3 separate regions of the Homo sapiens genome follow, and regions 1 and 2 are each linked to region 3. The links are chromatin contacts, found by Hi-C or POLR2A ChIA-PET in ENCODE. All regions are on one chromosome and are shown on one strand. The core of a region is the stretch at or near the end of the contact, and the rest is flanking DNA. Distances in the headings are between cores, read along the strand shown. Region 1 holds the start of FUBP3 (far upstream element binding protein 3). Region 2 holds the start of NTNG2 (netrin G2). Region 3 holds the start of POMT1 (protein O-mannosyltransferase 1).

Evidence for each region. Hi-C counts contacts between places; a loop is a spot of excess contacts on that map. ChIA-PET counts read pairs that join two places held with the same protein, here RNA polymerase II (POLR2A). Pooled maps may share reads with other maps.
Region 1: a pooled map shows a loop between it and region 3 (6-fold over the local background). The contact joins the promoter of FUBP3 here to the promoter of POMT1 in region 3. A Hi-C loop is called at or near these places in 1 of 50 pooled maps. POLR2A ChIA-PET finds 5 or more read pairs at or near these places in 2 of 52 experiments (PC-9 and activated CD4-positive, alpha-beta T cell).
Region 2: a pooled map shows a loop between it and region 3 (4-fold over the local background). The contact joins the promoter of NTNG2 here to the promoter of POMT1 in region 3. A Hi-C loop is called at or near these places in 4 of 50 pooled maps.

What each region holds. Positions count from the first base shown.
Region 1 is chr9:130,577,135-130,581,356 of GRCh38, forward strand. It overlaps FUBP3 (far upstream element binding protein 3), which reads left to right and starts at 2,443. Exons shown (of 19, transcript NM_003934.2): 1 at 2,443-2,630. The coding sequence starts at 2,547. LOC100272217 (a long non-coding RNA gene) reads right to left here and starts at 2,360. Exons shown (of 1, transcript NR_027440.1): 1 at 216-2,360. LOC124902286 (a long non-coding RNA gene) reads left to right here and starts at 2,706. Exons shown (of 2, transcript XR_007061818.1): 1 at 2,706-3,114; 2 at 3,525-4,222. RefSeq lists a silencer at 2,391-2,760.
Region 2 is chr9:132,160,549-132,164,601 of GRCh38, forward strand. NTNG2 (netrin G2) reads left to right here and starts at 1,510. Exons shown (of 8, transcript NM_032536.4): 1 at 1,510-1,691. It overlaps LOC124902291 (a long non-coding RNA gene), which reads right to left and starts at 1,152. Exons shown (of 2, transcript XR_007061826.1): 1 at 1,068-1,152; 2 at 1-55.
Region 3 is chr9:131,500,439-131,504,245 of GRCh38, forward strand. It overlaps POMT1 (protein O-mannosyltransferase 1), which reads left to right and starts at 2,480. Exons shown (of 20, transcript NM_001077365.2): 1 at 2,480-2,635; 2 at 3,751-3,807. The coding sequence starts at 3,781. RefSeq lists enhancers at 1-777, 2,266-3,133, 3,134-3,807, 3,371-3,430 and silencers at 2,381-2,580, 2,651-2,800.

The sequences.
Region 1 (4,222 bases), core at 1,193-3,692, 920 kb before region 3:
TAATCTGCCCGCCTCGGCCTCCCAAAGTGCTGGGATTACAGGTGTGAGCCACCACACCCGGCCGAATTTTTCTTTTTTAACCTCTAAGAATCTTTCCCTGTCTTCTTTGGACAAGATCATCTCATTCATTCATTTCACAAATACTGAGAGCCAACCAAATGCCAGGCATTGGTGCTAGGTGGTAGGGAGAGCAATTAACAAGACAAACATAGACCTTATGTCAGCAGAGGCTTTATTCTAGTGGAAAAGGCAGACAATAAACATATAACTGCATGATGATTTAAAAGCAACTGTGATAAGTGCTATAACAAGATGATGAAGTCTAGGGTGTTAGTAGAACAATTAACAGTGAACATGACAAGCTCAGGGTCATCTTCATCTTCTGTGCCCCCAAATATAAGTGACCTGCTCAAAGTTAACCAGTAAAAGAGGGGAAAACAAAACTGTCTTCCTACTTAGGGATTCTCTGGTCTTTGGACCAAACCTTGGAATACAACTTACATTTGGGCCAATAGCCTTGTTTTCCCTATTTATACTCATAGGGAAAGCCAGCTGGAATATGCATGAATCAACATTCTAACCTCAGAGATATATTTCTAAAATTCAAAACAGAAGTTATCACTGATACTTGGTTCAGCTGAACGACTGTGTTCATGAAAGTTGATACCATTGCCATTCCTTGATTTTTACAAGCATAGCAAACTTAAAACGCTCAACACACCCAGAATGGGCAATAAATGGATGTGTTGGCATGGTCCTCCTCGTGCTGGCACTTCAACAACACAGCAAGCTATGTACTTTTGAACAGGGGTTGGAACATTTTTTCTGAAAGCAATCTTCAATCTTGCAATTTTGCCAAATTCTTTTATTTTGCCATAATCTATGAATTATTCTACTTGGCATTATTGAATGCAAAATAAGTTTACTAAGCACCTACTATGTGCCACACCCTAGGGATACAGGGAAAAATAAGTCTCTGCTCTAAAGTAACTCACAGTCTAGGAAAGAAGTCATTAACAAATAAATAACTATACTTTGGTTATTGGTCAAGTATTCCTCATACTTCTTTAGAATGCCCAAAGCTCTCTTGGCATAATGACACAGTGAGGGGTGAGGGTGGGGTCATCAAGGAAAGTTATATGGGACTTTTTTCCCCAAGAAAGGGTCTTGCTCTGTCACCCACGCTGTACTGCAGTGGCGTGATCATAGCTCACTGCAGCCTTGACCTCCAGGGCTCAGGTGATCCTCCCACTCCAGCCTCCCAAGTAGCTGGGACTACAGGTGTTTGCCACCACGCCCAGCTAATTATATTTTTTGTAGAGACGGGGTCTCACTATGCTGCCTAGGCTGGTCTTGAATTTCTGGGCTCAAGAGTTCTGCCTGCCTTGGCCTCCCAAACTGCTAAGATTACAGGCGTGAGCTACCGCACCCGGCCCGTATTGGATTTTATTTATTTCCTTTTCTTGGTGCTCATCCTCCTTCACAACTTCAAGATGGGCATAAGATGTTTGACAACATGGTTCTTCATTAAGTCCAACTCCTTATCATAATAGGGCTTGGGAAATATTAAACACGAGGGCAATCGTGCTAACACAAAAATGGGCGCCCCCTAAACCTTGTTACTTGTTTGCTCACTTATAAGAAGAGCCAACTCAAAGGCTCAACTGAATTCTAGCACTAAGATTCCTTCCTTGCTGTAGAAGATCTGTACCTGGTCACTTCCATTAAAGTTACATAGGCGTTCCAAGAAGCCTCCTGCAATACAGTTGTGACTCAGCCGGTATGGGAGTAATGACGGTCCTGTGGTATTTCCTGCACCCCCAGAGTCCCAGAGTTTGTTAAGGACCGTGTAAGAGGACACCACGCTGGCTTTTCAGTGGGCGCGTCTCTCCTGGGGGCATCACCAGACAACCCCAGGCGGAAGTGGCGGTGGCCCATCCTCATGCAAACTGCAGTGTAAGAACTGGGGCCCGGGACTCCTCGCAAATGTGGGACACTGACATTCTGTGATGCTGTCCCAATGCCCTTTCAAAGCGCTCAGCCCCCAAATTCCCAACCAACAGCCATTTCAGGGAGGGGCTACCCAGGACCAGGCTTTTGATGAACCACGACTGTTCGGGGTGCCGTCTTGGGAGAGCCACGTCAGTCCCTCTGAGATTCCAAACGGCCGACAGCGGACACCTCGGGACCACATCCAAGCCTCGGGGACCTGTCAAGACGCCATCGACGGTCCTGGACCAAATCCCGCCCGGGAAGGGAAGGGTCGCGACCGGACCCTGGAGACCCACGGCTGCCTGGCGATCTGAGCCCACCCCGGCGCTGCCGTCCCGCCCCCACTTCCGATCGGTCGAAGGTCACGTGCCCTGACCCCGCCCCGCAGACGCGACTCCTCCAGCTGCGAGCGTCCCGGCTTTCCCTTCCGCCGGAAGTAGGGCGACTTTCCTTTTCCGGCTACGGGTCCCCAAGCGGAGCGGGAGGCCGGACCGGGGAGCCGAGCGGCGGCGTCGGCGGCGTCGGCGGCGGCGGCGACGGCGGCGGGGGCGGTAATGGCGGAGCTGGTGCAGGGGCAGAGCGCTCCTGTGGGGATGAAGGCCGAGGGCTTCGTGGATGCCCTGCACCGGGTCCGGCAGGTACGGGCGCAGCCGGCTGGCAGGAGCACGAGATCCCGAGGCGGGGCCTGGCGGGCGGGGAAGAGGGGTTCGGGCCTGGGGGGCGGGAGGCAGCCTGAACCGACGTCTCAGCCGGGCCGGGCCGTTCCGTGGAGTTCCTACAGCCGGGAGGAGCCGGGGGGATAAGGCGCCACTGCGAGGCCCAGGCCCGGCCTGTCGGGCGGGTCTCCCAGGTGCCTGAAGTCGCTGGGAAAGGGTTTGCTTAGAGCGTCTGGCCCCATCGTGCCCCAGCGGCCAGCCTGGACCCACAGTGTAGCTAGCGCGGGGTTCTGAACCTCGCGAGGGGAGGGGTCCGGGAAGCCCACGGGGAGGATCTGGGTGTAGACATAAAGCAGCTGTCTGACGCCCAGTAGCTTGTTAAAACTTGGGGAACATCGTCTTTAGACTTTCTGTTGAGTAGAAGGAACTCGAGGGCATCTTATATGTGAGGGTGCTCTTTGGAGAGGTGAGAGAGGGAGGTGTTACATGTGTGGGGGTGGTCCCCAAGATGTAGAAATTTCTCATGGCAAGCTTGCCTCTACTGGGGAGAATGATATGGCCTCATTCCGACATTGAAACTTTACTGTCTGACAATGTCGTGCATTTAATCAAAGTTAAATTAACTGGGTTTTAGAAGGCTCCAGGCTTCCCCAGAGAGTGAATATGGGACCTGCCAAAAATACTTACTGGCTTCTGGCATGGTACTTAGAACAGAACGTGTTCTTCATTTGTATCTAAAACTTACTTACAAGTCAGCCCTAACACTTCAGCTTCCTCGGTTAAGTGTCTTATGTCCTCCTCTCTTCTTATGTAATTGTAAGCGCACTGATACTTTAAAAGTTGGGCTATAACTAATTACTGCTTGATTCCTAACAGAAAGCCACAGGAGTCATTGTATTAGAAGAAGGTCTTCACTCGGGCGCTTGAAGATATGGTCTTTACATCTCTTTCCAGTATTCCAGGGGAGGGAACCCTACCTGTTTCCCTGATAACTGACTTTTCATGTTATATATTGATGCTCCTATAGACATTATATTGGATCCCAGAACTTTCCAAACCTGTGGTTCCACCTAAAATTTTATCTGATGAATTGTTACTTTACTGCCTAGCTGCCAACCAGTACAGTAGTGAGTATCCATCTTACTTAGACTTCAGATCCACCCATGGCTGTAATGGATGAACATGCCACCCAGCTCCCCTTCCACCACTCTGCTTGCTGGCGTGTTACAGTGCTCTCCTCTACAGTACAGGGTCCTGAACCTTGTTTCTCACTGGCTACTAATATGTAATGGCTTTCGCTCTGTGCTGATGTGTGACAGTCACCTTGTTGGCCTTCTATGTCCGGGAAGAATTATAGTCACTGCCCTAAAGGGCTCAGATCCTCAGTTTGCAGAAGGCCTGTAGTTGAACATAAAGTGAATTTTGAACCATTGAGAAGACATTCCGCTTCTCTTGAGCCAGTGGTTGAACTCATATTCTTGGACAACCTGCTCCAGAGGGAGACCCTCTGGTAAATGCTGACCTAATGTGGATTGTTGAAGCAGTGGTGTTTACTACTAGCAGTGAAAACTTCA
Region 2 (4,053 bases), core at 260-2,759, 660 kb after region 3:
ACAAGATTCCAAATATTATTCAGCAGTATAACTCCGTCTCCAGTTTTCAGGGCAGCTGAGAACAGGGAAGGGTTAAGGTGGAGGTGAAGGGTGGCAGCAGGGCGGGGCACTGAGGTGCCATGTCTTGCTCCATTCCCAACACCCTCTGTGACCTTGGGCTGGTCTCTCTCTCTCTGCCTCTCTCTCTGTCTGTCCTCAGGCCCTTTGTTCTTGATGCATCCAAATGACAGTGCTGGCTGCTCAAGGCTGCAGTGAGCCCACCCCAGGAGGCCAGGAGTGTCCGAAAACCACATGTGCTTCTGGAAGATGTGGAAACTCTCCCAGAAGCCCTGGGAGGCAGGCTGGCAGGAAACCTCCTGGGGATCAGAGAGCCCAGGGCTGCCGGATATGATATTGTGAACTCGGTGGCCTCTGCCCGGGGCTGCTGCTACCGGAGCCCTCCCACACCTGCCTCCCATGCTTGCAGGGGAGGGAGACAGAGAACCCCTCAGCCAGGCCCCTCCTGCCCCACTACTCTGCACTCCCTGCAGAGCTGGCTTGGCTTCGTCAAAAGCAGGGCCCATCAGGGTGGAGGCGGCGATGTGTCAGCTGGTATTCAGGCTCTGGTTGTGCGCTCAGATCGCTCCCCCTCCCCATCTCCCCAAATCCACCCACCCACCCCGGTACCCACTGCTTGGGGCCTTCTGGGTGGCAGCACTTCACAGAGAGAGACCGAGGAGCAGCCCTGAGCCCTTGGCTGTGGGGGGTGGGGGAACTGACTCACTTGGCCCCCCTCCCTCGTGCCGATGGGGCAGCCCCCACACCCATGGGCGCTGGCACCCCGGCAGGCCCCCGGGTTTTGGAAGAGGAAGCTGCAGCCCGGCTGCGCCTGACCGGAGCCGGCTGAGGATGCGCTCTGGGCGCAGGGACCCGCTGGCCCCCGGGCCGGGAGGCGATGTTTAGGCAGCGACCCCCCAGAGGCTGCCGGGGCCACCCTGGCCACGGGCCCGCCGGGACGCCCCTGCTCGCCGCGCCCCTCCCCGGGCCGTGGCGCGTCCCCCGAGCCGCGCAATATTTCCTTCCTGCACCTTTAAGAAGACCGTTGCTCCGTGGTGGGATGGTGTGTTAAAGCCACACAGAGGAAGTTACGCAGCCCGGATCAGACCGAGAGATAAAAGCCCCGATGGTGATCGTGAGTGATGGCAAGAGGATTTAGCCTCGGCATTAACTTGGAGCGGAGTGCAGGGGGGCAGTGAAGCGCCCGCCATCTGGCCCGCGCCGCGCCGGGGGGATGCCCCGGCTCCCCGACGAGACGCCGCGAAGCCCACCCGGGCCGGGGGCTGCCCGGCGCCCGAGCGCGGGTCCTCCCCGGGCCGCCCAGGGGGGCCAAAAAGTTTGCACTTGTTAGCGGCGACCTCCCGCTCAGCCCGGGCGGGCGATGCGGGCGGCGCGGGCGGCCCCCTCCCCCGGCCCGCGTCTCCGGGACGGCTGCGGGCGGCCCCCCCGGCGGCCGGAGGGCTCCCTGGCCCCGATCTGACGGCGGCGGCGGCGGCGGCCACAGCGGCGGGAGCGGCGCGGGGAAGGAGCAGCGGCTCGCAGCCCTCGGCCCGCGCCCCCACCCAGCGCCAGCCCGAGGGGGGAGGCGCAGCGCCGGAGGGTGGCGGTCCTCGGCCCTCCCAGGTCTCCGCGCCGGGAAGCCGCTCCGAGCCGGGGTAAGGCGGGCGGGGAGAGCCCGGGAGGCGGGCGGGGGGAGAGGCTGCAGCTTGGCCAGGCCGGTTTCATTTTTAAAGGGCTTCGGTGACCATGCAGGCTTGCCCGGGCCCGGGAGCCACTTACAGCGGCCCGGCAAAGGCTCGGATGCAAAAGTTGTTTGGTGGCGGCTGCTACGAGCTGAGAACTGGAGTCGCCCCAGAGGGGTGTGTGAGGGTGCGTTCTTAGCAGCATCTTAAAGGGGTAGCTTGTCTTTCTGGCCAGCTTCCCCCGGGTCCTTTCCGTCGTGTGTGTGAGAGTGTGTGTGTGTGTGTGTGTGAGAGAGAGACAGAGTGTGTGTGTGTGTGTGTGTGTGTGTGTGTGTGTGTGTGTGTGTGTGTCGGGGAGGGATGTTGCAAGGATGCTCGGATGTGTCTCGGAAAAGGAAACTAACCCTGCTCCCGCGCCTCTCCCCCACCCCAATTCCACCGCCACCGCTTAGAGCCACCCCCATCCCGTGCCCTCCCATCTCTCTGCAAACTGGGAGCCTGTGAGTTGCACAGAGAAACTCCCGGCCAGTCCGGCTGGAAACTTCTCCCGGCGCCGGGAGGGGGTCGGGAGGTGAGGGGGCGCAGGCACTGGTTTGGGGCCGGCGTGGAGTCGAACCTGGAACTGAGCGGCGCGCAGGTGGGGGGAGCAGAGGCGGCGGGAAGGCGGGAAGAGAGGACCGCGGGCTCGCGGGGTCCGCCCGCTCCGGAGTAAGTTGGCCGTCTGGGCTGGGGGCGGCGGCGGCCGGGTCGCCACAGGCGGCAGCGCCGGGGCAAAGGATACAGCCAGTTCCTGGGCGCCCTGCTCTGTGTCTTTTAATTAAGAGAGGCAGTGCCGAAAAAGGGGGCGCCTCAGTCCCGGCCGGGCCTTTATTACGGGCTTAATTATTAATTGCTGCCGTGGCTTGCACGCAACTTTGGGAAGACGAAAAGCAGCTGCGGGGCTGCCGGGTCGTCGGTGTCCTAGGCACAGGGCTCGCAGCCGGCCCGAAGCACTGACTCGACCCTGGCCCCGGCCTCGACCCCGCCCGCGGCCCGCCGGGACCCACCCGGGAGCTGCTGCTCGCGCCCCGCCTCCCGCGCCCAACTTTCCAGGGCTCCCGCGGGCGGGGACCCAGGGGCCGGATAAAGGGCCCGCTCCGGAGCGGGGGGACACCCGGGCCGCCGGAATTAAGAGGCCCGCCGAGGCTACAGTGAGCGCGGGGCGCCCGCTGGACCCCGCCCGGGGCAGAGGACGGGAAGGTGACCCCGCCGGCCAAGCTCCCTTTCCCTCCCGGCAACCGCCACTCTCCCCTGAAAGCAGATTTCACCCCCCTCTGCCGCCCCTGCCGAGGAGGGAGAGGGAACCCCGGGGTGGGCTGAGTATCCCCCCTAGCCCCGGGAGCCCCCAGCGCCCTCCCTCCCGTGCCCCCAGGGGCCCCGCGCCCGCCGCGGCAAGTTTCCCACACGGCGAGGGCGCAGCAGGCAACTCCAAGAGGAACCTGCTGGCGAGCCCAGCCAGCTCGGGAGGCGCTAATTCAATAAGACAGAGAAATCTGAGTTCAGAAATCCTGATAAAATCTAATTTTCGAGTTTTAATACCCTGGCTATCAGCCCCCCTTGGTTCCTGAGGACTCTTAAAAGAAAATAAAGCACATTGATTCTATTTGTTTCTGGGAGCTGCAGTTTCTTAATAATATCAGGTGAAGATAAATTTTCCACGGAGAAAACGATCCTCCGGGATGCAGCTTCTTACTCTGAAAATTTCCCTGCCGACTCCTCACTCTCTGCGCTCCTCCTCGTTATCCGGGGACTCCTGCCTCTCTTCCCCCTTCTCTTTTTTCTTTTTGGCAGAACCCGCCTGCAATATTCGTGTGCTGAGCTCGTAATTCCCCCTGCGATGCCAGCAACGCCCAATTGATTGACTAGTTGTAAACACATTTTTCCCCTGGCAGATTTTGTTGTTGTTAGGGTTTTTTAAATTTATTTATTTTCCAGGGAATGCGTGGCATTTAAACCAACAGGACTGCAATTAATAGATTTGCGAGTTGCGCCGCGCGCGCCGCTCGCCCCAGCCTCCCGGCCTCCGGGCCTCGCTGCCTCCCCGCGCCCGGCGGCGTCCAGCGCCCTGCAAGCCCCGAGCAGCCGCGGGTCCTGCAGCTGAAGGAAGGTTGCAGCTGCGCCCTCCTTGCAAGCCGCAGCCCGGCGTCCTGGTTGTCCCAGCAGCCAGGAGATCCCTACCTGTTAGTGAACAGTTAGGAGTCGACTGCTGGAAGAATTAATTAGGAACGTGCTGTGCTCTGGGCAGCGCGAGCTCGGGTAGAGGCATCCAAACCTTTGCCGGCGGCGCTATTTTATT
Region 3 (3,807 bases), core at 1,230-3,729:
GCACAGTGCCTGCCTGTGGCCCCGTCACTTGCCGTGAGAAACGAGCTGGTCAGAGGAGGTAAGCATTTGATGTGGCGTGTTGTGTTGTCACTTCTAGCGGTGCTTTTGCAGGAAGTGGAGGAGGATTATGCTGTGCTTTGGGGTGGGGAGGGAGCAAGCCAGGCCTGGGGTAGCGAAGGGTAAAAGGTAAGAATGGGCTGAGGCAGCAGTTCTCGGTTTTGCCATTGCCTCACTGACCTGGGGAAAGACGTTTCACCACCTGAGTCAGTCTCCTTAATCATAAAACACAGATTGTAATGGTATCGACCTCATGGCGTAGTGTGGATTCAAAGTCACCAGTAGCTTTTAGCTTAGTGCCTAGAACCAGCTAAGAAAACTTATAAATTACCCCCAAGAAATAAAACGCTGTTTCCATGAGGAACCCCAGTCCCTCAACTTCCTTCTAAGCCTTTTGACTATGGAAGAGAGTTGGGGACCTGGCCATGGGCATCTCAGCTTTAACTAGCCACACTCACTGCCCTGATTTACTGCTCCCTAGGGACAGGTGGCTCACAAAATCTCAAACGGAGACCAGCCCTGAAAGAGGCTAGTCCTAAGGTTGGGGGCTTGCAAGATGGAGGCTGTAAGTCCTGAGGCACCACCACTGTTAGCATGGCATGAACCAAAGCTTAACAGCCCAGCCCCACTCCCTCCTGGGGCCCAGGGAACCCTCCCTGCCCACTGTAAATACAGTTGCCTGCAGGCTCTGGCCACAAACCCAGGTGAGCCCCAGCTCCTTGCCTCTCTGTGGGATCTTGGGTGAGTCACATAACCCCTCAAGGGTAAGCCATAAAGAAGTAACCACGAAATTCTAACTGGTGTCATCTAATGCTATGTTGCCCAACATGGAAAAAAAGTCTTGCAGGCAGCCAAGAACCATAATGAAGGTTATTAAACCTGCAGTGTGCCCTTTTGGTCTGTATAGATTAACATACAAATAGACCAGGAGATCAAGAAGGAGCGAGGCTGAGAAGAGTGATCCATCAGCCTGGTTGCGTTGCTGTCAGTTACCCTGCTCTGGGTGCCGACTGTTCAGGGAAAACATGGGAAGGGGTGCATTGACCCAACCAAAAGTACCATGTCTGCTCCAAAGCAGGCCTTTGGGAAGGCTCTTGACCCTCAGCAGAGGGGGCTGGAGAGGCTGATGGATGAGGAGGAGCCCTGGGAATGGAGGAAGAAGCCTCCAGTCTTCTGCCACGGAGTTTAGGGGAGATGCCCCCACTGGAGCCTCTGATGGTCATGCAGCCCCCACTGATGTCCAGGTTTTTTTGGTTTTGTTTTTTGTTTTGAGACGGTCTCACTTTGTAGTCCAGGCTGGAGTGCAGTGGTGAGACCAAGGCTCACTGCAGCCTCGACCTCTCTGCCCCAAGTGATCTCCTGCCTCAGCCTCCCTTGTAGCTGGGACTGCAGGCAGACGCCAAGGGGCCCCGCTAATTTTTGTATTTTTTTGTAGAGACGGGGTCTCGCTGTGTTGCCCAGGCTCTCCTGGACTCAAGCGGGCTCACGGATCCTCCCACCTCGGCCACCCAAAGTGCTGGGGTTACAGGCGTGAGCCACCGCCCCCGGCCCTAGGTCCGTTTTAAATGCCCTTACCCTCAGCCACTTCACCGCTAGATGTATGTGCAAGCAGGATCGTGGCATCGATGTTTTTCGGCAAGGAAACTAGGAGCGCCCGCGGGCGTGGGGGCACGTGCCTGTGGTCTCAGCTGCTCTGGAGGCCGAGGAGGGAGGATCGCTTCGGGCAGAGAGGTCGAGGCTGCAGCAAGCCGTGGTCCTGCCACTGTACTCCAGCCTGGGCGACAGAGCGAGACCCCGTGTCTTAAAAAAAAAATTAAGGTCGGACGCAGTGGCTCACGCCTGTAATCCCAGCACTTTGGGAGGCCGAGGTGGGCGGATCACTTCAGGTCAGGAGTTCGAGACCAGCCTGGCCAACATGGTGAAACCCTGTCTCTACTACAAATACAAAAATTAACCGGGCGTGGTGGCGTGCGCCTTCAATCTCAGCTACTCGGGAGGCTGAGGCAGGAGAATCGCTTGAACCCGGGAAGCGGAGGTTGCGGTGAGCCGAGATCGCGCCATTGCACTCCAGCCTGGGCAACAAGAGCGAAACTCCGTCTCAAAAAAAAAGAAAAGAAAAGAAAAGAAAAAAACTAGGAGCAAACTGGCGCGCCCGGCAGAACGCCGTTGTGCAGACGCAGAATTAAGATCTTCACGCCAGATGGAGTGAAAAAGCAAGGAGCAGAAGATGGGTGGGAGCCCACTGCGCTTTTTAAAATCTGCACGTCTGCTTAGAGTACACAGAAATCCTGGCACACAAAACAGTAGCACCCGAGAGAGGGGAGGTCGCCGCGTTTCACACCTGCCTCTCCTCCGGGACCGGCGCCCTCGCCCGCTGCGCACGCGCGTCACCCTCTCCCAGTGCGCACGCGCGCTGCTGCCCGTCTGGCCCCGCAGGCTCGGTGAATCGAACGTTGAGCAGGGCGGTGGGTGGTGCGGAGTGCCGAGCGGCCTCACCCCCAACCGTCGGCCCAGTCGGACGGTTCCGAGGCGTTGCCGGGAGCCGGGCGCGGCTCTGTGTGGACTCGGAGAAACGCGGGTACATTTGGGGACACCGGGGACGAGAGCCCAGCCCGGACTTGGGGGAGTCCGTCAGTGCCGGACGCGGGTCCCTGGCTTGCGGACGGGCTGGGGCCGGGGGCGTCCCCGTCTTTCCGGAGCTGGGGGCGGGGTTCGGGCCCGGGCAGATGCGGCGTTCGGGCGGCCGAGCCCCGAAGTAAGAACTCCGTGGCGCGTGCAGCCCTAGGGAGGAAGGGCGTGCTGCGGGTGCAGTCTCAGGGTGAGGACGGAGCTGGGGCCGACGCAGCCTCGGGAGTTGGTGGACGGGACAGGTGCGGCCTGTGGGGAAGAAGGGCCGGCCAGGGAGATGCGGTCTGCAAGGGGAGAGGAGGCACTCCCAGGACAGATGGGACCTTTTGGGACGAAGGCGCTCAAGGCAGATGCAGCTCAGGGAGGGAAGGGCGCGTCCAGGGTAGATGGGGCCTGAGGAGACCAGCGGGGCGCCAACGGCCAGATGCGGCTTTGGTGTGAGACAGGGTGTCCCAGGCCTGATGCAGCCTCAAGAGAAGCGGAGCTCAAGGGAAGATGAAGCCTGGAGGAGAACGTGGGGGCGCAGGGTGCAAATGCACCCTCCAGGCGAGAAAGGGAGCACCCGGGGATGATGTGCCGCTGGGATAGAAGGCAGGGAGGCACTGGGGGCAGATGCATCCTTGAGGAGAGATGAGGAGGCCCCGAGGCTCGGCCAGGTTGGGGTCCCTGGGCTGTAAGCAGCTGAGATGGCACCCAGGAGCTGCCCAGGGTCAGGTAGCTGTGGCCGCACTGTGGGCTTCTGGTCGTCGGGGAGGGAGGGGAGAAACCCTGGCGTTCCTTAGCAGTGTTCTCGCGCCCAAGACGTGCTCGGCAGGTTTTGTGGAATGAGTTGTTGAAAGGAGTGAATGTCCAGTCCTGAGATCCCCTGAATTCCCACCCGAGTTCACTGCTAGTGCCCCTCACCCCACATGTCTACCTGAACCAAGGCTCCAGGAACTTCGGTCTTTCTCAGCAGCCCGGCTGTGCTGTGGTTCTCCTCGTGTGTCCGGGAGCCGGGTGGCTGGGGATCCCTTCTGTAGCCTCTCGTGAGCCCTCATGGACCACGGCTCCTCCCTTCTTTTCTAGGGCGTCTGCCTGAGCCCGCTTTTCTACAAGATGTGGGGATTTTTGAAGCGCCCTGTA